2 separate regions of the Homo sapiens genome follow, and region 2 is linked to region 1. Evidence: chromatin loops called from intact Hi-C (ENCODE). Cell type or tissue: K562. All regions are shown on one strand.

What was found. A loop is a pair of places that touch in the nucleus more often than their neighbours do. Peaks named below come from ENCODE experiments on the same cell type or tissue, not always from the same donor. Only the 100,000 strongest peaks of a DNase experiment are listed, where the experiment ranks them.
Region 2: it touches region 1 in a loop (3.0-fold over the local background); 2 of 110 quality-filtered maps call a loop at or near these places.

The regions. Positions count from the first base shown.
Region 1 is chr12:33,586,064-33,591,063 of GRCh38, reverse strand. No RefSeq gene overlaps it. Among named protein-coding and RNA genes, the nearest start is that of SYT10, 150 kb to the right of the region's middle. RefSeq lists a cis regulatory region at 2,322-3,190 and an enhancer at 2,536-3,456. In K562, no CTCF peak of the experiment used is centred here; a DNase peak (open chromatin) is centred at 2,723.
Region 2 is chr12:33,437,675-33,442,674 of GRCh38, reverse strand. It overlaps SYT10 (synaptotagmin 10), which reads left to right and starts at 2,856. Exons shown (of 7, transcript NM_198992.4): 1 at 2,856-3,303. The coding sequence starts at 3,153. RefSeq lists an enhancer at 3,129-3,945. In K562, no CTCF peak of the experiment used is centred here; DNase peaks (open chromatin) are centred at 2,764, 3,734 and 4,874; H3K4me3 peaks cover 2,544 bases.

The DNA.
Region 1 (5,000 bases):
CATTTAAAAAATATATTTTGATACTAATCATTTGTCAGTTGTGTGTAGTACATGACTTGATATTTGTCAGATTTATTGAATGATGATTTGTGAGTTTATGAGATAGCTTATGAGAGTTCCATATAAATTAAATAGTAATAAATAAGAATGATTACAGTCAGGAGTAAGTATATATAGAGAGAGATATATACAGATATTTATATATATTCCTTAGGTAGTTTTACAGGTGGGTTAGGAAAAGTACAGTCACCCTCAACTTCTCTGGATAACAAAGAATTTGATTATTAAAAATAGTCACTTACCCAAGATGAATATTTATGACAGCAAGATCACATGATTTTATTTCATTTACAACTCAGGTTCCTCTTAGAAAAAAGTGGATGGGAAAGGCCCCACTCCCTTTGAAAGAATGAGATCATTGTATTTAATAAGATCTTTCAAAGAGAGCAAGGAAAATGAAAAGCAGGAAAACATTGCAGGGCAGAAACACCTGGCTATCTTGGCCACACTCCACTTCATTCTTTACTCCAATGCACATGCCTATGTGTTTGTCCTGCCCTTTTCAATAAATGAAGAAGAATAGGTCCACTTGGTTACAAACCCATGAACTCTTCAGCTTTCACCTGTTCTGATTGTTTCTGTGCTTTGGGGAAAGGGGCGTGTTCTGCCCTTTTCCAGGTCCATGTAAGTGTCACAGAGTTCTTGTTAATCATCATTACAAAGTTTGCCCTGTCTTCTGAGGAAAAAAAATCAAATTGAAAAACCTTAAAAGTGTCAAAAATAAATTGTAAATGTGATCATGGTTGTTTCAAAATTTCTGAACATTTTCAGAGCTTTAATATAAAAGCACCCTAAGGCCATCAAATTCAAATTAATCAAAGCCTTTGCAAAGTTTAGTGCTCTATGGTCGAAGGAGTAGCAGATTCTAACATTAATCCACAGGCTTCTAGGAAGCTGATGGAAAAGAATGAAGCCCCATGTAGCTAGGTCTGCTTCCTGCCATTATTCTGTGGTGGAGAGGAAGCAGGGGTTCTCTGTGTGGATCCTTTGCAAGGAGGACCCATTAATGAAGGCAAAAATGAACATGGCTGGCGTGAGGTGGCATATGAAAAAGAGGAACTACAGAAATTTTCACACTTCCAAATGTGTTCCATGTAAAGGGCTACCTTATCTGCAGGTTCATTTTATAGTACGGTGTCATTAGTTATCACTCACTTGGCTCTCCTGCTGCTTCACACATTGTTCCTTACCCATTTCCTTTGGTGTTTCATCCTCCTCTCCCTGACTTTATGAGGTTGGAGTAGGCCAGAGCTCTGTCTTTGCTTTTCTTCTCTTCTTTATGCTCACTCTCTGTGTGGCCTCCTTCAGGCTCATGGGTTTAAGTGCCATCTATTGTGAATCTCCAGTCGAAAATGCTCCCCAACAATAGAGATTTTTTTATTTAACTGCCTACTGGAATCTCTACTTGGGTGTCTAAATACATCTCAAACTCAGAAAAATCCAAACTGAGCCTCTGATGCCCATGCCTCTGTCCCCTGAGGTGTCTCATACAGCCTTTTCCATCACTATTGATGGTCACTTCATCTTTCCATTTATTCAGGACAAAACAAAATTGAGTCTTCTTTTTCTTATGCTCTATATCCAATCTGTTAGAAAATCCTGTTTGTTTTCTATTTAAAATATATTCAGAGTCTAATTGTTTTCCATTGTTTCCACTATTACTGCTCTGCTCCAACCCACTGTCATTTCTTATATGAATGATTTCAATAGTTTCCTAATAGAACTTGTTTTTATAAGCCCAACCCCACTAAGTGAAGCCAGAGCTTAGCAGACAGATTGGTCCTTTCACCATGTATGTCAGATTACAACACTCAAATCTTGTCTCTGTTTTACTCAAAACTCTCCAATGCCTCTTCACACAATGGCCTACTAGGATCTACATCATCTGCCTGAACTACTCCTCTCTTGACATTATCTCTAACCAATTTCCCCTCGTTTATTCTACTCCAGCCACAATGCTGTTCTCAAATACTTAAGCAAATTTCCACCATATGGCTTCTGCACCGTTTGTTCGCTCTGCTTGATTATTCTTCCGCTATATATCCACATAGCTAACTCCTCACCTGTTTCTCAAATGTCACTTTCTCAATAAGCTGTACCATGCCCCTATTTAAGAGAGTGGTCCACCCCCACCAGTCCACCACTCCTGCTCATTGTCCATTCCTTTCACCCTACTTTAGTGCCACACACACACACCTGCTGCACTATAGCATTCCCAGCTTCCAGCAGATAGTACTTCTTTTTTTAATTTTCTAACTTCCTTCCCATAATAGAAATATAAGCTTCATGAAGAGAATGATCTTTGTCTTTTTTTTTTTTTTGGTAAATTTCTGATGTACTCTAACTGTTACCAGGGGGTCCCAGTTACCCCCCAAAATGGGCCTTTTCCTGTTCAGTGTCACAAGCAAGTATACGAAACTGAAAGTGAGCATTAGACAGTACAGGCTTTATCTGATGGCCATAAAATGCAGAAGTGGGAGTGTGGCTCTCAAATCAACTTATCACCTCCTGAGAGAGAACCAGGGAGTTACAGATATAGGGTATCTTCAGTGAAGGGGCTGGGCATTAAAAGCAAGCAGGGGAATATTTATGCTTTTCTTGGTAAGGAATGGAGATTTCCTAGGAGTCGCCTCTTTTCTGTCATTTTTTCATTTCTTCTGGTCATTGTCATGGTGATTATCAACTGTCAAGGCATCCAGGGGTGAGTCATTTGTCATGAAAATTGGATTACAATGAAGCTAGAGATTCATCAGAGGTCAAGCAAACTGCCAACATGGATTTCGCAAGTTTCAACTGGTTTAGTTCTAAGAATAAACTTTTGATCACAGACATGCTGTTTCCTAACAAAGTTAAGGCTGAGTAGGAATTCAGCTGTGTCATGTAGACATTGCCTTGGGCAACAAAAGCAGGGTAGGGGTCCAGCTAAGTCACATAGGCCCTGCAGCCGGTAATAGGAATTCAGCTATGTCATGTAGACATTGCCTTGGGCAACAAAAGCGGGGTAGGGGTCCAGCTAAGTCACATAGGCCCTGCAGCCGGTAATAGGAATTCAGCTATGTCATGTAGACATTGCCTTGGGCAACAAAAGCGGGGTAGGGGTCCAGCTAAGTCACATAGGCCCTGCAGCCGGTAACATAACCACAGACTCAGAGCAGGTGCTTAGTAAATATTTGCTGAATTACTGAATTGGAATTTTACATATTTATAAAAATTATTTAGATTCAGTGTTACCACTTAATGTCTAATTTTTCCCAGGCTTTATACTTAATAAAAGCAAGTATTATGTCCATCTTGTTCACTATTATACCTGTAAACTAGGCATGCTGACCAATATATAATAGGTACTCAAAGAATATTTGCTGAATGTGTAATCACCAAGGACAACAATGACAGATCTTTTAAAATTACTCAAAAACCATATATAGAAAAAAAATCGACAATGTGATTTAATCATGACTAATTCTGGATTTTGAATCCTCTCACCAAAGCACTCCTTTTCCTAGGGCAGATCATGTTACTCCACAAAGGAGCATAAAAGTGGCCAAGTTGTATGCCTTTCCCATAGTTCACACATTAGTCAATCTCAGTCAATCCATTAGTAAATCTTACTGAGAACTTGGGCAGACCTTGTTAACTTTCAGAGACCCTGGCCTTGATTCATAGAAATAGTCAGATGCCTGATCTATGGGTCTAATACCTATATTCCTCATTTGGCAATTAACCTGGAACAATATTGTATTAATTCTAATAATCTTTTAATTTTGTGTTGTTATTCAACTCATGTTTTCTTTTCTTATGTATGTGCACATGCATTTGTTGCATTTCCTCTGAGTAGTTCACAAACTGCTTGAGATCAGGAACTACATCATATTTCTTTGAATCTTAATTACATAATTTTTTGTTTCTTGGGTTTGGATTGCATGGTCATAGGTTCAGCCGTAACTTGAATGTCTATAATTCCTAAATCAAGCTAACGTTAAAAATACAGATGTCGCCAGTAATGTTAATAAATATTTTCCAAACATTCCGATTACCCAGAAGGGACCTAGAAAAAAGGTCAACAAAATTGATCTATGTCAATATTACCAGAATTATGAAACATCCCAAAAGTAGGAAAAGGATTTACGTATAGGGTCCTAGCATTGGGTAAGCATAGAAGGAGACAAGGCTACATATATATAAGCCAAAGCAAACAAAAGTCTGACAAAACCCCTGTGGTTTTAGGAAAACATAAAATATACAGCAATTAGACAAGAACAAGGGGTCATAACAGGCCTTAGCTACGCCAGCCTAGCAAATCCCTTGAAAAAACTGAGCTTGAAATGGTGAAATTCTAAGGATGTACTCCTAAAATAGTCTGCTTTAAATTCAAATCTCCAAGAATACTTGACAATAAGGCTCAAATACTTTAAAAAAGTAATATAAAGATATTCATAAAATTCAACCAATAGCATTATTCATTCTCATTTTTTCTTTCTGAAGGAAATAAAAAGAAACATTAACTTTGCTAGAAAACCAAAGCCCTGAAGGGATATTAGATGGAAGACTCATTTCACAAAGATCCGAATTGCCTGCAGGTTACTGCTGATCTAATTTGAAGTAATAATTTAAGAGAGAAAAGCTATCTATCTCATTATCTGCAACTTTTCATCAAATTATTCTTGAGGGTGCTACAATTATTTTCCATTATGTACTTTGTAAATTAATGTTTAAGTACCACAAAGAAAAGAGTGGTATTTCAGAGTAAAATTTTATTGGATTTTGTTCATCTTCAATTATTGAACCTGCATGATAGAAATGATAATAGAATGTTCTCTTCTTCCAACACTGAAGTGGTATTAATGAACCATTAATATCATCTTTCAAACAAAGAGCTTTCTACTTCTGTGCTCCTGCTCAGTTTGCGTCGAATTTTTCTGCTGTTCTAGCATAGAACAGCT
Region 2 (5,000 bases), 150 kb after region 1:
TCACCAGTTGGCAGTGAGTGGCAATTCCATTTTCTGAATTGAGGAATACGGGACCAGCCCCAAGTGTATACAGAAAGTTACAACTGGTCTGTTATGAATCTGAGCTGCCAATAGAATACAGAAAAGGAAAGTAGTAACACTTGAAGTAAGTTCAAATTTAATAATTTTCTGTGATCTTCATTCAGCTGCTCTGAGATTTCTTCATTTACCTACTCTCTTAGTTCCTGTTTTGGAGGTCAAATAATATTTAAAATTATAGTGTTAGAGTGATTCCCAAGTTCCCCTTACCGTAGAGAGATCTCTGCCTAACAAGCTAACTCTCCCTCCCCCACGATATGAACGAGAAAGGGCAAGAAGGAATTGAAAGAGGATTGAGCAAGTAGGGAAATCAGAGTTTTGAATGTTTAAAATTGTCACTTAACAGGTATGCTTAGTTCACACGGGTTTTTCCTGGGCTCCTTATTTCCAAACCAATCCCTCCTCTACATAACGTAGAGGTCATCCAGAAGGAAGCTGTGACAGAGATCATTACAGCTAGTATTTTTTTGACTAACAATGGCTACTATAGTACTCAGCACAGCCAACAATGCTCAGTAAATATCAGTCTAACCTGCACTCCTCTCCTTTTACTATTTCACCAATTCCTTCAGAGTGTGAGTGGGGAAGTAAATGCAAATCTGTATTGCTTGATTTACTTTTTAGGTTCTTGGTAGCTGAAATAGTTGGAAAAAAAATTTAAAGACTGAAAATTGAAATTCTTGTCATCTTATCCTTCAGCATTGAAAAAGATGACCTTCAATGCAGTTTTTACTTTGCCCAAAATTCTTACCTGAGCTTTTAGTTAGTGACAAACAAAACTGTTTTGATTCACCTGCTAATGAGCTGCGAGATGGTCCAAAGAACAAAGAAAAAAATCAAAACCTGTGATATTCATTTTAGATGAAAGAAAATTTTTTTCAGAGAAATGAATTCAGAAAAACGAATATCCAAGTGAAATTAACTCTGCTTGTTGTGAAAACACAGCAGTAAGAGTAGCAACAGGCCAGGAACAGCATAAACAAATACCAGGAAAGTTATTTTCAGAATTTGTTTACCTAATGTTTAACACTGAAATCAAACACAAGAGGGTCATTAGGGAGACCTTCTGCATTACTCCACTTAAGCAATTAGAATCTGTAAGTAGTATAAAGATAATTACTCATTTGGTCCTCCTACACAGCAATTAGTTCATATGGTAAATATGAAAGTACAGCATTGCATTGCAGGCTGTTTTCTACCGGTCTGTCTGTGTAGACTGTAGCAGAATGGGGGGCAAAAGGCAATTGGAAAGGGCCTTATTAAAGTGTGTTATTTAGTTTTGTGCATACAGTAGATGTTTAATATTTTTTGATTGACAGTGAAATTATTTCTTTAGACAATTTGACTTAAAAACCACCCAAGTCAGTGTGCATAAAGACAAAAACCAAATGAAGCCTGCAGATTTTAGTTTGTCTTAATTCGTGGTAAAAATAGTCCTAGTTAAACCAATCGTCCTATGGATCAGGTCAAAATGATTCAACTAATGAATGCTTCCCTACTGGAGTGCTATGCCTAATATTTATACTAGGTTTACCATAGTCCTGTGCAAAGCAAATAATTTACCATGAACTGATTAGCTGTTTTTAAAAAAGACTACTTATTCTACTAGCATAGACACGCTAACAAGTTCAATGTATCCCACTTCAAAAATAAAGAATCCCTCATCACAAGAGGGTTAAATCAATCCTCAGGTTATGATATGGGATCAAACTCTGCCCGAAAACAGTTTAAAAACCATATAAACATATTATATCCTGAAGCCCATGTTTATTATTTTGTCGCTTTAGTTCTACTGATTTGCACCCATTTGCATTAAAGAATTATAAAAACAGGTGAGCTTAAGACATCCGAGTCCAAATCTCCCATTTTACAGACTCAGGCAAAGACCCGAAAGCAGGCCGGCCGTGGTGGCTAGTGCCAGCATTTTGGGAAGCTAAGGCGGTAGGATTGATTGAGCCCAGGAGTTCGAGACCAGCCAGGGCACCATAGTGAGATCCTTGTCTTTACAATAAGTTTAAAAAAAAAAAATAGCGCCTGGAGTCCCTGGAGTCCTAGCTACTAGGGAGGCTGAAGTAGGAGGATCGCCAAGACCTGAAAACAACTTCAAGGTTAGGCTGAGATGTGTGACAGATTTGAACTTAATCCTGTTCCCTTTAACACCCATGTCTTGTTTTAAGTCGCTAAGAAAGGAGATGGAGGGAGTCAAGTTGTGCATTCTCAATCGCCAATTACGGATTAATCGACAGAATCTTATCTGATTATTAGTACAAATAACATTTTATTTTGTGATCTACCTAAGAGGGTTTGCTTATTCACGCATTCTTTTTTCTAATTAACTTTTTCAGTTTTTCTTCGATTGGGATGACTTTTCCAGAAGGGCAGAAGCAGATAGCACAGAAAGTAGAATACATCCGTGGAAAAGTTGGAGAGACAAAGGCGGCGGGGATGGCTGCACTGATGCAGGGAAAAGTATTGGGAAAACGGAGAGGGCTCCTCGGGCCAACTCTGGGCAACGATGAGCATCCCCGGCCTCGGCAGGGGCGCCGGGCCGCCCGCCCTCCCTCCCTCCCTCCCTCGCGAGTCCCTTCTTCAGAGGACGCGGGGAGCCGGGTCTGCGCGCTCCGCCGCCTGTCACCTAGCGCCCGCGCCGGGCTGCGATTGGACGCGTCGCCGCCAGGCACCCGCCAGAAACACCAGTGCGCTGGGGAGAGGAGGGGGGCGTGCTTGCGAGTCGAGGGCTTGCTTTGGCTTTTTTACGGCTCCCCCCTCCCCTCAGCACTCCATGCCGGGTCTCTAGTTCCAGCGCGCCTCGGCTCGCTCGCGCGGCGGGAGAGTTGGCGCAAACCTCGCGGCAGCCGCAGCCTCCTCGCGCGCCTCTCCTTCCCCTACGCCCTCCGCTCCCGCCATGGGGCCAACGTGGGGCTCCTAAGAGTTGCCGGCTCTCAGCGGCGCAATCTCCAGCCAAAGTCACCGCGGGCGGACTATGGCTTAGGGCGCCAGAGGGGTTAGAGGTACGGGAAGAGGAAAAGACGGCTAACTGGGAAAAAAAGAGAAAACGAAAGAAAAGCCAAACGATGAGTTTCCACAAGGAGGACGGAGTGAACAGTCTGTGCCAGAAGGCTCTGCACATCGTCACCGAGCTGTGCTTCGCCGGCCAGGTGGAGTGGGAGAAGTGCTCGGGCATCTTCCCTCGGGACAGGGGCAGCCAGGGCGGAAGCAGCACAGGTAACCGGGAGGGCTCCGCTCGCGTCCTCGCGCTCCGCTGGGACCCCGCGCGCTAGGCTGCAAGCTCCGGGGTTCTGCGCCTCCCGCGCCGCTCCCGCGGCATATTTGGGGCGCCACGCTTTCCTACCTCGCTCCTTCCTTCGCTCAGCTCCTGACGACTTCGAGGGTGGGGCGTTTGGGTTTTGTTTCCTCCTGTCCACCTGCCGGGCTTCTCCCATTCTCTGGTCCGCTTCCCGCCTCCCGGCGCCGTCTCCCGCTCCCAGCCTCGCCGCGCCTCTCCGCGTTCTCCCACGCCTCCCATCTCCCTCCCGGAGTGGAGAAGTGAGTGCGGGCGGTGACGGCGCCGGGACGGCTCGCGGCTTGGCTGCTTGTGGGGGCGGCTCACCTGTGGGACTAGGGCTGCTCTCGCTCGTTCCACCGGCCGCTGGTCCCGGCCTTGTTGATGGGGGCCAGGCGGGACGGACAAGCCATGCTTGGACGCAGAACTCCCTTGCAGAGGTGGCTGCCTTGGCCTCCGAGGTAACCCGCGGCTGCAACCTGTCGGGCACCTGACAATTTCTAAAGCCCTTTTAATATATATGATTTTCTAGGGTTTCATGACAAAGTTGGTAAAACAAGGATTATTGATCCCATTTGTGAGGCGACACCTAAAGCTCAGAGCACATATCGAAGAAGTGGAAGAGAGGGGAGACGTTTAAAATCCCTAGCACACGCACGCTCTCAGACATCCAACTCACAGACGTCCTCCCTACCCTTCAGGAAACTAGGAAATGGGCTGGATGCAGGAGGATATCGACCGTCGGAAATCTGGAGATGGAAAAAAGTCTCAAGTGGATTTTCCTCAAGGCTTGGGGGTGGAAAGGATCGAATCCAAGCCACTGTTTGGGTCACGGTTGGGGAAAAGGTTGGTGTGTCCAGCCTGCTGTGCTCCTCGGGCGCACGCGAGGTGGATCCCCGAGTTGCGGGCTGCGTGGTTTCAAGAGCCGCTTGAGAGGGTCACTTGTTGCACTAGGAGTCAAAAAACACTGCTTTGGGGATTTTCGACTGGAAGGTTGCCATTCCTTCTCTAGGTTCTTTCCCTTTGCTTTTCCTGTCATTTTGATCTCCTGGCGGGATTTTAAGAGTTGAAGGTAGTCAGGGCAACAAGAGCTGGACAGCCAAGCTCAGGACAACATGGAGCCCTGCGTGCTGGGAGGGAGCAAAGCGGGGCACACTTAGTGAATCCTCTCCACCACCACCCCTGCGTCAAAGCCAAGCGGGGAGTGGGAATGGGTTTAGTTTAGCTTTTACATTCCATCGTTCACATGGGTAGCTGCAGGGTTTGGTATTCTCTGATCCACGGCAACGTGAGCCAAGGGGGCTCTGTCTGCACTTGGCAGAGCTTGAAGATATGCCGCTGCTTGGACCCTGGATAGGGAAACTTTAAAATTTTCTCAGTGTATAAACACAACTGAGAATCATTTCCATTCGTTCAGTAGGTGTTAAATTCCTAGGAGTGTATGAAACTCAGTGGAAGGCACTGTGTGAGCATGTTGTATTCTGTGTCGTGCGTATCGTTGCTAAGTATGAGGTAAAGACCAGAATAGTGTGACCTCAGAGTCCTCTGTGGTGATATTAGATAAGCTTTTCTGAAACGTCTTTAGTGACCCACTTGCTAAAGGTAACACTCAGAGAAGGGGCTACACTGGACGAAATGA